2 separate regions of the Mus musculus genome follow, and region 2 is linked to region 1. A link is a loop called in an ENCODE intact Hi-C map of the cell type or tissue named here. Cell type or tissue: heart. All regions are shown on one strand.

Region 1 (8,000 bases):
GGCTGTTTCTCCAGGTCATTTTGCTTCAGGTAGCAGGTGAAGGAAGTCATGTTTGGTCAATAGGCAGAACAAGCAGCGCTTGAAATAAATCGCTACGTAAGTCAATAAGGCGTCAGTGCGTAATAGCTGGTCTTTTCGACCTTATTCTTCCTCTGCCTCGGTGCTGATTTATATCATCATCAGTAAAAAAATGCCAGGAAAGAATAAGCGTATAAAATAATCCCCAAGAGAGAGAATCTAAAGCAGAGTAACGCGGATGAGGGTGTGACCGGGTCAGCAGGTATGTAAACAACCTCACTCTGTGAGCAGCTCGCAAGAATTGTGAGTACTGGAACATCTCAGTCCAGTGTTCTTCACATTTAACACTAGTCTATACAGGTGAACATATACAGCACAGATGAGACTGTTAAGGGGAAGGAGAAAAGGGACGAGTTTTGATACAAGATCAAAATACAGACTGGACCACACTGGTTATTTGTAGAGTTTAATTTACTTTCTAAATAGCAGGCCTCTGCCCTGGAAAGCTAAAGTCTAGGACAAGATCCTAATCAAGTTTCAAGGCTGAGCGCTTCCATACTTAGAATGTAACTGTCAGCAGCTTGCAACACTAACAAGTTGTTGGACCACCTTGCTGGAGAGACGTAAGCCCAGATAATGACTGGTCAATGGTGGGTGAGCCACAACCCTGACCTGAACTGCTTAGACTTGCATGTGTCTCTGGCCCTCTATTTAAACTTTAAACTTTCAGGACCCTGGGGATGGCTGGAATTGAGTCACTGGATCTCCGTGTGTCTTCCCAACGTGGCCACACTGAATAAATCTCCACTGAAAATGTTCTTTCTTTTTTTTTCTTTTTTTGTTTTCTTTTTTTTGTTTTGTTTTGTTTTAACTATTGATTTGACTGTTTTGACTTCTCAAGAACCTGCAGTCTTAGGGTAAAGAATGTGACCCCACGTGACCCCACGTTCCGTGAGTTTCAAGTACTTAACATCTAAGAGGTGCGGATAGATACTTGCTAAGTAACTGAACAGAACTTGAGAGGCTATTCTGGATGAGATCAGTGGTGTGTTCCTGCAGGTCCCAGGCTCCTGGAGGCTGAAGCAGGACTGCTTGAGCCCAGGAGTTGAAGGCCAGTCTAGGCAACACGGTGAAAAGAAACCCCAAAAACAGAAAAGTCAGGTGTGGTATACACCTTTAATCCAGCCCTTGGGAGGCAGAGTCAGGACGATGCCCAGTTCAAGAACAGCCTGTGATAAAACAGTGAGATGCTGTCTCAGAATGTTTTGTAAAAGATGAGCCCTTATGTGTAGTTCCTTCAAATCAGCCCAGACTGGCCTCCAACTCATGTCAATCCCCCTGTCCCAACCACTCAAGTGCTGGGATTTCAGGTGTAAGCCATCATACCTGGCTTCTAAAAAAAAAAGAAGAAGAAGAATGGTTTCTTTTATAGCAGAGCAGGTGACATTTCATTCATAACACAGTCCCTGCTTCTGCAGCTTTTAACACCCTGAATTTAAGATCACTCTGACCGCCCTGTCCCCAACGGCAATGTCTGACATCACACAATTCAGCCCACAATCAGTCTGATAAAGTGGAGTTTGGGTCTGTTCTGTGTTCCTTTGCTTAAACACAAATACAGCCGGCACCAATAGAAAAAAAAATGGCAAAAACAAACAAACAAACAAACAAACAAAAACCCACGCCTTTTCTGTTTCCTTAGGAGAAACAGGAAAACAAAAACAAAAACAAAACAGATCCCATCTGATACATAAAAAAAAAAAAAAAAAAAAAGAATCTTGTCCATTTTCACCTCCAAGCTATTAACTAGGAGCTTAAATGAAAGCTGGAAATCCAACAGAATCTCACCTATACTCCTGGTTCGAGAGACTACTACATTAAGAACTTTTGCACGAAAGAAAGTACTGAGTAATGGATTTTGAACAAATTACATTTTACACAACAAAAGAATGAGTGGGAGGAACCCCCTCCGTGTTTTCTTAGGAGTTCGACCTCTCGGTAACCACTACTTAGCTGAATTCTGAGACAGAAACAAGTACTTTACTTTGAACAACACACAAAAAAAGTCCTGGGGCAGACACTACTTCAGACGCCCCATAAAACAACTCGTCCAAGACGTCATATAAACCGAGCCGGAGCCTTTATCAAAAACTTAAGCCTGGTTTATTTGGTAAGGGCCTGAGAGGGGGGCTTTTAAAATCAAAGTAAAAGCATGCTTTGTAAATGTTCGTCTTGTCAAACTATCTTGCCCATGTTTACCATTAATACGAATTCGACCGAATTCTTTCAAGCCTTTGCATTCTAGGCTAGAAGTAACGTAAATTTCGCCTCTGTGATTTACAGACCCCAGAGATGAAATAAATGAGAGTCTGAGTTTTCAATCATAGAGCCTTAAGAATTGATCTGAGCGCATTCGAAATAGATCTTACCAGGTAAAGGAAAAACACTGGTTTAAACAAGGAAATAAACCAACAAAGGCCCACAGGTGAAAAATCCTGCAATCTTCCGCCATCTCCCAAAGGTGGAGAACATCAATTCCAGAGTCGGACTCCCGGGAGGTCCTGGGCAACTCAGAATCGCCAGGAGGCGACCGCAGGGGACTGGGCGTGAGTGGGCTCCTGGGACTGTCCCCAGGGAGCTGCAAGGTAGGGAGCTCCCTCACCCCTCCCCGCCCCACCCCCCTCGCCCTCTACGCAAAGGGATCCAAAGAAAGAGGTTCCTCGGCTCCCGGCCGCGCTCCCCGGGCGGCGTGCCCAGGCCCCAGAGCTCGCAGGCCGCGCCCCCTCCCCTCCGAGGCGCCCCGAGCGCGCGCACGGCCGCGGAGCCCCCGCCCGACCCCGGCTCGGCATCACTCACACAGCCCGAGCATCGCGGCTAGCACCGACCACAGCCAGCGCCGGCGGGCCGGGGCCGCAATCAGTGCCACGGCTCCGACGGCCTCTGCCATCCTGCTCCCGCCGCTCCGTTCCGCCCGGCTTCCCGCTGCGGTCGGCTGGCTTGCCTTAGACCACACAGCTCTGTCCGGATCGCGGCTGCGAGCGCGAGGACACCTCCACGCCACCGCTCCCCGCTCCCGGCCCCAGTGGCCAACCGCCAGCCTTCTGCCCAGCTCCAGCCCCTGTGCCCGCCCCACTGCTCGCTCATTGGTCCTCCTGGCAACCTGGGAAAGAAGCCATTGGACAACTCGACTCCCTGTCAGCCCCCTCGGGCAAGGCCCCGCCCTCCGGGCCCCGCCCTTGGTGTGATCTGTGCAGCATGCCCGCGTACTGTGCCTCTGCAGCCGCATTACTTTGAGCCTGCCTGCGTGGCTGGTCGTGGGGCTGCCCTCCGGCCCACCGCCGCCAGAGGCTGCCCTCCTCTCTGAGGGGCCAGTCCCACAGTTCTCTTAATGTCCCTCCCCGCGGTCTCTTCCAAGTCCGGATATCATTTCCGACTAGGATCTGCTTGGTTACTCCTGGCCTCACTCACCTAAAGAAAAGCAATTAATTTAGGGACCGGGTGGGGGAGGGGAGGAGTGAAGTGAAGAGAGAGGTGAGGAAAGACTTCCATTCAGTGGTCGAGATAGAAAAAGACCCACCATCTCTTTGACCTTTGCCGAGTATCTGTCTTTGCCTGAACTGGATCATTTGCGTTGCAACATGAGAAGTCTCCATCTTGCCCTAACCTCTGAGCAGGCCCTTTTTTGGCTTTTCAGAGGACAGGAAAGGAATAGGAATTGGAACTCTTTCCCGCCACCTAGATAACCAGTGACTGCACTTACTGTTTGTTTAGCATATCAACGTCCCTCGGCCTATAGATGAAAAGTTAGGACGGAGGCGGTGCCTTACTTCAATTCTGAAAAGTGCCGGCTGCTACTAGTTACCCAGCAAACCCTAAAGAGAGGGAGGATTCTGAGAATGGTCTTCAAAGGGGGAAAAAGGAGGGACCAGACACAAAACAGATTAGAGTGAACGAAGAACGGGAAAATCCAAGTGAGAGTTTGGAGGAGGAAAACAAGTTTTAGGAACAAGACTATAATAGGCGGAGCGTAGTCCAGTAGACCAAAACGCGGCCTCTCCTTTCAGGATTTTGTCAAAAGCCAGTCTTAACAGTGTCCTTCCGATGTTTCCAGTGGCCTAGCCCCTTAACCTTGCAGTAGAGCAAGTTCCTAATTACTAGGCAATTGGAGAAAACCAAGAATGCATATCGCAGCTATTTTGCCTTCCGGTTAGCAGGTCCTGCCCATCGGTGGCACTTTACTTTCAAGGAGCACACATTGGAGTTTTAATAACCAAGAGTTTAGCAGGAAAGTAGAAAGGGCAAGCTGTGGAGGAGTCTGAGAAAGAAGGACTGTCTCAAGTTTGAGGCCAGCCAGCCTAGGCTGCATCAGGAGTTCTAAGGCAGCCTGTGCCACACAGTGTAGACTACCCTGTGAGACTCTTAAAACTTTTTTTTTTTTTTTGTGGCCATCCTTAGGTTATCCTGTGGGCAACAGAAGGGGAGTGGCCACGAAGTCAGATCTGTACTGAGGAGAGCACCTCATGTCTTTAATCCCACCCTCAGGAGACAGAAACAGGGGGCCTTTGAGAGTTTGTTCTACATAGTGATTCTAGGTCTGACAGGATTACTTAGTGAGACCCTGTCTCAGGGGTGGGGGTGGGGAGGAGGCACGGAGGAGCATGCTCAGGCTCATAACATAGGTATCACAGAAGGAAGGCAGCATTGAGAAGTGGTTCAGAAAAAGATCGATGTAGGAAATAGAATCAAGAAAAAGAGTTCTAATTCCTAGACTGTCAACCTTGCCTTTAGGATCAGTTTCTACGGCCTTTTCAGCCAGCTCCTTCCTCCAGGTGAGCGCCTCAGTCCACAGCAGATGACATCTCAGTCATCTACCAGGACCGGTTGTCTAACATCTCCATGATCCGGGGGATTTTGGTCAGGCTGTGCCTCCAGGTCTCAGAGATCTAGACGGTCAGTAGGATAGAGGCTAGCACTGGTGACTTACTGATGAACGGGCTTCTGAAGGACAGAGGTCAAAGGTGCAAAAAGCACAATAATGACAGGTGAGGGTCAGAGGTTAAAGGTGCATTGGCAAGGGAGCGTCATCCACACGGGAGACCAAAGGCCAAAAGCAAGTACATCAAAGATGGGGCTAACACACTCAGAGGCAGACTTGAGGCAAACCTGAAGACCAGAAGCAAGAAAAAGTAAGGCCCCGTATGACCGGGCCACAGAACAAATCAAGTATACCCTGATCAATTTCAAAAGCTACCGGGTTTAGTAAAAACATGAATCCTATTGGCTCGGTTGGTGTTCCGGTCTATGTGACCCCAGGCAGGACTTTCTTTAAGGATGGTTTAGAAAATGAAAAAATGCTAACATCTCGAGCAATTCTATTGGCTCTGCTGCCAGCCATCATAACTGGCTACTGCTTGTGATCCATATAACACCAGAACCCAAGACAAATATGGCTGACATCTTCTTGTGCTATAGTTTAGTTTTACTGTGATTTATTTAGAGATAGAGATGTGTAACATATATACATATATTATGTGTGTATGTATGTATGTATGTATGTATATAATCATGATGTGTATATTGTCTAAAAAATAAAGCATATTTAAACTAAAAATAAAATGTTACCACAATGGCGCACGCCTTTAATCCCAGCACTCGGAAGGCAGAGGCAGTCAAATTTCTGAATTCAAGGCCAGCATGGTCTACAAAGTGAGTTCCAGGACAGCCAGGGCTACACAGAGAAACCCTGTCTCGAAAAAACAACAACAACAAAAAATGTTGCCATGAAAGAATGAAATTCTGTGGGTAGGGGCAGAAACATGTTCTGAACTCTGAATGGATGACCAACCATTAGACCCAAAGATGACTCCAAGCACTGGTGCTATGGCACATCCAGTGAAGCCACTGGCCACCAAGCCAGATGACGACTTTAGACCCTAGAACTGACTGACAGGGTGGAAGGGGATGATAAATTCCTACAAGCTGTTCTGTGACCTCCATACACACACACACACACACACACTAAATAAATAAATAAATAAATAAATGTAACTTTTTAAAAAATTATGGATCCAAGGTGTGATGGTTTGAATGAAAATGGCTCATGTGTTTGAATACTTAGCCAAATTGCTTGAGAAGGATTAAAAGGCGTGGCCTTACTGGAGGAGAAGTGCCACTGGGGGTGGGCTTTGAGGCTTCAAAAGCCCACGCTAAGTTGCCTTGGTCATGGCATCTCTTCACAGTAAGGTAACTAAGACCCTGGGCCACCCTGAAAAAGGTTTGCCTGAGCAAAATTAGTTTCATTAACAGTCCTGTAGAAAAGAATGCCTTAGTAAAATATCTCTGATCTAGAAGAGATATTTTTGCTAGAAAGATTTGAAAGTCTGGAAATTGAGGTTTTAGTTTTTTCTGAACCTAGAGACAGAAAATGAGAATTGAGGTAATAAGGTCCTGGGGAGGGGGTAGTAATTATTAAAGGAAACAAGGAGATAAGATAGGGGCAGGGACAGAGGTCCAGCTGTATGCCATTACCCACTGCAGCCTGGGAACTTTCCTTTAGTTTTCTTTTTCTTTTCTTTTCTTTTCTTTTTTTTTTTTCGAGACAGGGTTTCTCTGTGTAGCCCTGGCTGTCCTGGAACTCACTCTGTAGACCAGGCTGGCCTCGAACTCAGAAATCCACCTGCTTCTGCCTCCCAAGTGCTGGGATTAAAGGTCCTTTAGTTTTTAGGAACCTCATTTAGGTAAAACAGTACCCTGGCTTCACCACAGCAAAGAATTTGAAGATGAGCCTGAACGAATAGGAGCTGGAGTTCGTGAAAAGACATCCGAACGTAGATTTTTAAGCACTAAGTTATGAGGAAGAGACACTCAGGAAGACAGATGTGTGTGTTTCTCAAAGAGCCGGCCACTCTTCCATTGCCTTTCAGACAGCTACAGATAGGATTCAGGTGAGTTTCTGAAGCCATTGTCTCCCAAAGATTGTAAATAAGTTAGCTTTCTAAATAAGTTACATGCATTTATTTGCGTGTGTAGGGAGCGGCACACAGGTGGGAGTCAGAGGACAAGTCTAAGGGAGTTGTTTCTCTGCTACCTTGTGAGTTCAGGACACACTGTCAGGCTCCGGGGCCAGCACCCTTACCTGCTAAACCATCAAAGGCCCTTGCTAAAGAGGTTAATAAATGAGACCACAGGGCAGTTCCTGCTTCTGACGGAATTATGATTGACATGGCAAACAGATAAATTACTGAGACACAGGAAGTTGGGGTATCTTATTGTAAATTAAATTAGGAGCTGGAGAGATGCAGTCCAAATTTGATTCTTAGTACCCACTGGAGACAGCTTATGACTCCAGCTTCAGGACAGATGGGACCAAGGATCCACAAATGTGTACATACACACACTCCATCACCATCACCACCGCCGCCGCCACCGTTGTCATCGTTGTTGTCATCATCATCGTTGCTATCATCATCATCGTTGCTGTCGTCCCCACAATTTTATAACCAAACCAAACCAAACCAAACAGGGACAACGATGTTGTAGAGTTAACAGCCTTATTTGCAAGATTCTATCAAATGGTAGAGAAATGAGGGCCTGCCCAAGGTCATGTTCAGGCCATAAGCCTGGTTCACTGCAATTTTAAGGAAGAATATCATATATACAAGAACTATTATAGACATAATTTTGATTTTGGTTGTGAGCTTATCTCTCCAGAATATATACGTATATATATATATATTTTTAAAGTACCTTTAGTTGATAACCTCCCTAGAAAACATATTGGGATTCTCGCTTCAGAATCTGGATTAAGCTCTGTTTTCTTTCCACAGCCTCACAGTTCTCCCTCTTTCTATCCTGCTCCTGATGGATATGCCTCTAGGCATAGCGCTCCGTGTGGCTGGGATAAAATGTCCCTCCAGCTTCAGACTCCCTGAACACTAAAACCATCCACATCCTGTTTCACAAGGACTTCATCCTAAGGAAGG
Region 2 (8,000 bases), 520 kb after region 1:
CTGCACATAAACAGAACACAAACTTTTTGTCTAAAGCACTCTCCTCGTGTCTTAACTCTGTTGGGAAGGATACCGGCAAACATTCGTGCCTAAGCCCTAAATCTGGGACTAGCTGCTCTCTAACTCTGCATCTTGGTCCCACAATTTCATGTGTCCCCCGTTTTCTTGCCCCTCCAACTCATTTTTGTCTCTGTGTGTTGCCACAACCCGATTTGACAATAATCATGGTTTTTCACTCTTTTTCTTTTTCTAAGTTAAAGACTTCATTTAATTATTTATCAGGGTGAGTATGTAGAAGTAAGATGGCAGCTTTCCCTCTTTCCTGGGACTTGAACTCAGATTGTCAGGTTTGGTGGCAAGTGTCTTTACCCACTGAGCCATCTCTCCAGCCCCTCCTGGTTACCTCTTAACTTGTCCCTTTTCATCTGTGCTCTGGAAAAAGAGCTAACCCCCAAAATACAGAATTCTGGAGTCAGGGATGCTGCTGGACAGTAGAGTTCTTGCCTCGCATGTGGAAGGACCGAGCGAGGTTCGCTCCACAGTCTCAAGCATCAGCAAAAGGCAAAGTACGTTATTGCTTTGGAGGTGAACTGTGAACTACTTAGTGTTGCAGAGTGTCTCAGATGTGACTCGGTAGAATCTGCAGCGTTCAGGCTCTGAGCCAGAGTTGCCAAGATCATCTCAGCCCTGCTAGTCACTTAAACATGTCAACTTGGAGAACATACTTAATCTGCCTCGTGGTATCCCTGTTTCCTCCCGTGTAAAATGGTGGGTGTGATCATAAGGTCTACTGCATACGAGTGTGTGGGTTAGATGCGATAACAAGTATCCAGTCCTTGGAACAGTGCGCAGCATAATGACATACATATCGTAAATAGTAGTTATGGCCTTTATTGTCCAAGCTCGGCTCTCGCCAATCTGTCACTACTCACACTGTGCCCCTTGGGGTTGTCACTGCCGATTTCTGCTGTTTGTTTTTTTTTCCTTTGCCTCCAATGTCTAACATATCACACACGCTGCTCCAGCCTTCTAGCTTTTTATGCGATTAATGCACAGCTGCCTTTCGAGATTCAAAGCAGCTATCAGCCTTCGTAGGAATCGTCCCCCAAGTGGCCAGTCTATGTTATAATCATGAGATACCCTGGTTGCTTGGTTTCAAACTCACTTTTGAGGGAAGAACTCACGGGTTGTATGCCCTGGACATGGTGGACCGACATAATGGCTAGTCACGGTAGAAACAACGCCAGGCAGACCCCAACTGCTCTGCCTGTATTATCAGCTTTAGCTCTCAGCACAATCTTAGGAGATGTATTATCATCAACATCTCCATTTTGTAGTGAGAAAAGAGAGTCTCAGAGCGGCCAAGGCCATTCAGCTAGCAGCAGGGTGAGGATTTGACTGAGGCAGCCTGGTCTGTGCCTGTGGTCTAAGCTGTTAATGTGCTGCCTCGTCAACACCAACGAATAAATAAATAAACAACTTCCAAGGGCAATAGTCAGAACCAAGTGAGCTGGAACTCAGTGGTTAACTAGTGTGGTACCTGGCTTATGGTGGTGCACTGTGGGTGTTGGATGAAGGAAGGGATGGGTGAGAATAAACCATGGGCTGAGAGGGAACCAAGGAGAGAGAGGCTGGTCACAAATGTGAGTGCTGGGATCCGAGCCAGCCTCATTTACACACCGGTATTCCAGGGTGTGTGCTTCTGTGCACACTGGTCTCCCAGGGTGTGTGCCTCGGTGCTGTTTTGTGCTTTTCCTTTGAGTCAGTGTGTCATGCCTCCCAGATTGGCTTAGAACTTGCTACATAGCCAAGGACGACTTTGAACTTTTCCCTCCCTTCACCTCTGGAATGCTGGGATGATCGGCACGCGCCGCAACACCAAGTTTACACGGCACTGGGATCAAATCCAGGCCTTTACGTGTGGTAGGCAAGTACTACCAGCTAAACTACAACCCCAGTCCCTAAAGCTCAAAAGCAAATCTTTAAAAGTCTAAAGTTATCTAGCTAGATAACAAGAGGAATCTACCAGCAGGTACTGCCCTTCTGTTTGACATGTTGTTGGTTTGCTCTGGGGGACGAAGATTGAGTCAGGGCAGGTCTACACCAGGTCCTGACAGACATTTCCTCTTTCTCTCAGGAAAGAGTGGTCACCTGGAATTTTGTGACAAAGAAATACATCTATGGGAACCGTTATGAGAATCGAGTGAGAGTATCTAACGATGCTGAGTTGTCAAATGCCTCTATCACCATCGACCAGCTGACCATGGACGACAATGGCACCTACGAGTGCTCCGTGTCACTGATGTCGGACCAGGATGTCAACGCCAAGTCTCGAGTCCGCCTCTTGGTCCTTGGTGAGTGTCTCTGTCTTTTCCTGTGGGAGGAGGGTGGGCAGAGAGGCGCTGTCAGCAGCAGAGCCATGGTTCTGTCTCTCCCTCTGTCTCTCAAATGCTCTCCGGGGGTTCTCGGTGGCTAGCAGGGTGTTTCTGAGGGCAGAGGTGTGGCTTTGGAGTCACCCCTTGCTCCCGTTGCTCGTTGCCCTCCATACCAACTCTTCTTTCCCCTTCCAAACTCATTACTGAAAAGAAGTGAAGGGGATCCCCCAAGCAATACACGGGTTCTCATCTTGTGTGGCACTCACAGGGCCAATCGTGACCCCCATAGGTGACTCTTTCCCTGCTCTCAACTCTGTTCCACACCAGTTTTTCCACCCTTCCTCTAACAAAGGCACAGTCGCCAACCAATGGGAAGTATGTCCCAGGATAGCATCCTTTTCACAGGAGAATTTGTTGGAATTTATAGTTTTGGAGAGGCGAGGAAACTCATCTGCTTTAATTTCTGAGTAGGTGAGGCCCACAGGAAGTAATTGCCTCAAACCAGTTACTGGGATTGCTTTAATGAGAATCTAGTCTATGTGCAGTGTGAGCAAGGCCCCACTTCTGGGAGGTAGCATCTCTGTGCATCAAAACAGAGGATCCTTTTTCCTCTTTTTCCTTTACACTACTTGGCAGAAGCTCTTTTAAATTGTATGTGGTAGTTGTTGGACTCATAGAAAGCCTTATAGCGTGTCAGACTACACTGCGGTTATCAACTAATGCTGCCTAAAGAATAGGCAAGACCTCTTCCACCCCGCCACCATGTGGCAACCAGTGGTAATGCAGGCAGGCGTCTTAGACTTCGCCCGGCGTTCTCCCAACGCACACCACACACTCAGACACTTTGCTCTTTCCTGTGAAGACGTGAGATATTATAAAGCACTTAGCAAGTTGCTTCTTGACAGCGCACCGTGAACACCTCAGGTTTCAACGCTTTTTTTTAGCTCTTGTTTGAACAAGCAATACTACAATATACCCCTTTATCTCACTTTGTGTAGAGGTATGAATAAAAATCATAAGTTATATATACATATGAGGATTATATATACACAGACTTGTATAACATTTGGGTTCTTTAAATACCTGGCCTGCCTTTTTTGACAGAGGATTTCAAACAAATGGCAAGAATCGGTGTAAATCTGAAACCTGATTCTGCTGGTCCTCCAACCAAACTCCGGCCCGTACATCAAGGACCACCTACTTTTAAAGACAATCAGATTAACCCGAAGAGTTAAGGCTACACGTTTAATATGAGAGTATGGAATTCGTTGAAACTAACCTCTTGCTTTAAAAAAAATTACATGTTAATAAACCCAGCAATATTCTTTGTGAAAAGTTTTCTTTCTCGGTGTCTATATAACTAGATAATTTTTACAAGAGAATGACTTTAATTATACGGGGCGGCTCATTCTGGGGAGGCTAGCAGGAAACTCCGACCTTAGCCCCGGGGAGCTAGCCTTGTCTAGCTCACCTGCAGGAAGCCCCTAAGTCAGAAGACTCAGCAGCCTGTGCGGCAGGTGTTAAATCCTTGTCCTGGCCTCTGGCGCCCCCTGACGTCTTCAAAGGGAACAGACGGCATCTGAGAGGCTTTGAAGCCTAACACATCCCCTCCCACCCTCCATGGCCTCTCCCTCAGTAATTACTCAGGTAACCTTCTGTTTGTAAAACAGGCCACGTGAGAACAAGACCCTCTCCCTTGTGAGTTTCTGCTCCCTCGCCAGTCCTCTTGGCTCCCGCCCGCGGGCTCTTTAAACTAGATCTAACTCGAGATCCCGGCTGTTTGTGATTGGGGCGCTGAAGATCTGGAGAGAGAGGGCCCGGGTGTGCCTGGCACAGGGCCCGCAGGAAGTTTAGAGCCTGTGGTCAAGGGCCTGGAGCGAAAGATCTCGACTCAGTCCTCTTGAAAGCATATCTCTCTTGCTGGCCATCACCCTGGCGGGCAGTTTCTGGAGTTCCTGTTCAGACCACACCCAAGGAGTGGATGAAGCAGGTGCTAGTTTTCCAAACAGGCGCCTTTGCCTTTTACGCCTCAGCAGTTGGTCTCTGGCACTTTCCTTCCCACTTCTGTCTGTATCCGACAACTCCACCCCGCCCCGACCAACCAACCAACCAACCAACCAACCAACCAACCAACCAACCAAAAACTAGCTTGGGGGGTGGGTGGTGTCCCTCTGCTATTCCACCACTTAGTCTAATGAGTGTATGGGAGTTTGCCGCTGCGCCTCCTGCTAAAGGCATGCCTGAGAGTGAGGTTGGCTAGGTAAGGGCCCTGCAAGGTTCTGGTGTGCGGCCCAGGAGGGAGAGAGAACCACAGCAGGAAGGAATGCTCAGAGGGTAGGTTCGCCTCCCCTTCACCGCCAGTCTCAGGTCTGCTAACTCCCGGGCGGGCGGGCAGGATGCTGCAGGAGCCTAAGTAGCCAACCTCTGGCAGGTGTTCTGCTCACCTGCTCCTGCAGGCTGGCCTTTGATCCTCAGGAGCTAGGGTTTTGTTTGGCGATTCGGGAGTGCCTCTAATGTGTCCCCGTGGTTGGTGGTTACCATCCGCCCCATACCTGGCTGGCCCAGCTGTGTCAGCAGATGCAAGGCACTCTTAATAATAGCCTGCTTATTTCCAAGAAGAAATTATGCAGCTGCTGGAGTGGAAGAGAGGAGTCGGGGACAATTCCTCTGACAACTTCCAGGTGGGTTAAGACTGGCATTAACCCTCAAGATGGGTGACCATGTGCCTGAACTGGGCATGCAAGCCATCCAAAATGGCATGTGACAAAGGTAGAAGGGTCGGAGGACCTCAGAGACAACTTCCTCCACCAAGTGCTCTCCCTTCCTCGCCCCTAACGATGCTTCCTGGAGTCTCATGGATTCTTCCTGCTTCTTGCCTCTGAGCCTTTGCACATGTTGTTCCTCTGTTCGGCATGCTTGTCTCTGCTCTAATTCCTGTCACCTCCTTCACCATGGTGACCTTCAGGCCACAGCCCAGAATTATGCATTGGGTCATGGTTCTCTGGCCCAGAAGTCCCATCTCCTGCTCTGCCATTGTTTCGTTGTCTTCTGTACCCCCACTAGATTCCTTGACTGACTCAGAGTGCCACCATAGTACCCAGAACTGTTAGGCAGAACCTAATAACGTCTACAGAGCCACCCACTCCACCCAACGTGACATTGACAAGGTTGAGGAAAAGTCACAGGCTTGGAGTCTCAAGAAGCTAGTGCGGATGCTTTGCAGTGGCTGCTGGGATTTATAAACCCCTGCCTTTGGTATTCCTTGGTCACCTCTGCCCACTCCCATGTCTTCAGTCACATTCTTCACCCAGTGGGGAAGCTCTGCACTACCTGGGGTCCCGTTGATTGCATTTTTAATAAAATAAATAATAAAAGAAAATTAACTATAAATTATAAATAAATATTGTAAACAAATATATTATAAATAAATTATAAATTACAAATAAATTAATAAAATAAATAAAAATAAAATGCAAAGTAGGGGAGAGGGCAATGGTGGATCCACAGAGAACAGTCCCAAGAAGCAGAGGGATACAGAGATCGTCTAGCCTAGGGTGAGGAACCCAGGCTGGCGTCAGCCCACAACCTGCCTGCCCTATGGTTCCAAGGCATTATTAAAACCAGAAGGGAGGGAGGAGCTGTCCAGGGGGAGTGACTCGGATGGGGGTGGGGTGGGGGAGAAACCATGATCAATATACATTGCATACATGTATGAAGATTTCAAAGAATAAAAATATATTCTACATGCCTCCAAAAGAAAAAAAACAGCATTGGAAATAATATACCTATAAATCCCATATGGCCTCCTACAGGGGCTTGCTGTCCCCTGACTTTACAGATCAGGAACACGGGGACCCTGGCTGAGTTAGGAGCAGAAAGAGCTCACCTGGGACAATAGAGCAAACACTGGGTCTGGAGTCAGGAAACCTTGGTTCTAGTCCCACATCTCCCAGAGCCCAAGAACAAGTGTCCCTTCTGTCTGTGTGCTCCAGTGGCCCCCATCTGTATAACAGCTACGTTGATCATGTTCAAACACCCAAGAGTTCATAGAACACAAGAAGCCACTATCAACCAGCCCGTGGTGACTCTTTCCCTGGGGAGATTCAAACAAACTCTTTAGGACACAAAAGACAAACCGAAGTGTTTCTATGGAAGCTCAGCCTGGAGAACTCCCAGTGTTTATATGCAAAGCTTAGGCGAGCCCACCACAAGCCACGGTGCTTGAATCTCATCTCAGTGTGGACAAATTTCCATCGCTGTATAGATGGACAACTCCCACTTCAAATGCATCCCACACTCCGTGTACTTCAGCATCTTCTGAGACAAGACCAGGAACAGTTAGAACATGATTACTTACAAATGGCCAATTGGTATATGACAGAGTGGCTGGCATCTCAGGTGAGAGACTTCAATACCCTCCCCAGCAGCAGCCAGTGAGACCAGCCTTGAAAGTCTCTGATAGGTCCTCACAGGTTTTCTGATGAAGTTGCTACTGTTAGGCTGGGAGGAGCTGCTGTGTAGCACAGCCTGTGGGGCCGCCTCTTAGAGAGGGTGCTATGACAGCAGGTATTTGGGGATGAATTAGCTTTATAATATTAAATCTCTCTCTCTCTCTCTCTCTTCCTCCATAGATTGAGAGATATCGGGATGGGTAGTATCTGTCTCCAGGCGACTCAGGTCTCTCTTTGTGGTCCCTTTCTTTCACAGTTCCACCCTCCAAGCCAGACTGCAGCATCCAAGGGGAGATGGTGATCGGGAACAACATCCAGCTGACATGCCACTCTGCAGAGGGCTCTCCGAGCCCACAATACAGCTGGAAGAGTTACAACGCCCAGAACCAGCAGCGGCCCCTCACCCAGCCAGGTGAGGGGGCAGCAGGAAGGCCGTGTATCCCACATAACGGGGCACTTGACTGCGTGGGGTTGCTAGAGAGACAAAGGCTGACCAACCAGTCCTACTAACACAGCCCCGCCCTTGAGCTACCTCGGACCGTCCCTCCGAGTATTGGTTTTCCATACAAAAGCCTGTACACCCCACTTCACAGCTGTCAAGGACAGCAGTGGTTCCCAGAAGCGTAGAGCAGGCGATGGTAGAGGTCACGTGACTTCTGTTCTTCCCACCCTCCATCCTCTGGAGGAAGTGAATCCCGCTAAGCATTCTGTGCAAAACACCGGGGCTTGTTCTTTTAAGCTTTATTATAGCCTAAAACCCACTTTCGAGGTGGGGAATTTCCTAGCCCCACTTCCCATCCACACCAGTGCGTCCCAGACACCACCATGAACACAACATGGGCTGTTAGGGGCCCCGTCCTCAGGCAGGCTACGGCCGATTTAGCTGTGGTTGCCAAGAGACCCATTTTGTACTGGTCACCTAATAGTTGACCTTTGATCAGGAAATAAACAAGATACAGAAGGAGGTTAGGGGAGAAAGAAGAGGAGAGAGGGGCAGCGCTGGGACCATGTAAACACTCAGCTGCCATTATGGCTGCTGGAGTGGAAATCGCCTAGGCTCTCAGTGTGCGCACCAGCTGCTGCGGCTGCACCAGTGAACCGAGGTGTGTCCATCAGTTTTACCTTTGAGGTCGTTCAGTGCTGCGTGTGTAGAAATGGGATAAGGAGGTGAGAG

Evidence for each region. Peaks named below come from ENCODE experiments on the same cell type or tissue, not always from the same donor. Only the 100,000 strongest peaks of a DNase experiment are listed, where the experiment ranks them.
Region 2: a loop joins it to region 1, with 2.5 times the contacts of the local background. A loop is called at or near these places in 4 of 42 quality-filtered maps.

What each region holds. Positions count from the first base shown.
Region 1 is chr1:165,631,429-165,639,428 of GRCm38, forward strand. It overlaps Mpzl1 (myelin protein zero-like 1), which reads right to left and starts at 3,113. Exons shown (of 6, transcript NM_001083897.1): 1 at 2,875-3,113. The coding sequence starts at 2,965. In heart, a CTCF peak has its summit at 3,334; a DNase peak (open chromatin) is centred at 3,173; H3K4me3 peaks cover 3,263 bases; H3K27ac peaks cover 2,840 bases.
Region 2 is chr1:166,150,431-166,158,430 of GRCm38, forward strand. Gpa33 (glycoprotein A33 (transmembrane)) reads left to right here. Exons shown (of 7, transcript NM_021610.2): 3 at 2,138-2,354; 4 at 7,083-7,238. Among named protein-coding and RNA genes, the nearest start is that of Gpa33, 24 kb to the left of the region's middle. In heart, a CTCF peak has its summit at 3,146 (motif pointing left); DNase peaks (open chromatin) are centred at 3,161 and 3,951; H3K4me3 peaks cover 765 bases; H3K27me3 peaks cover 3,548 bases.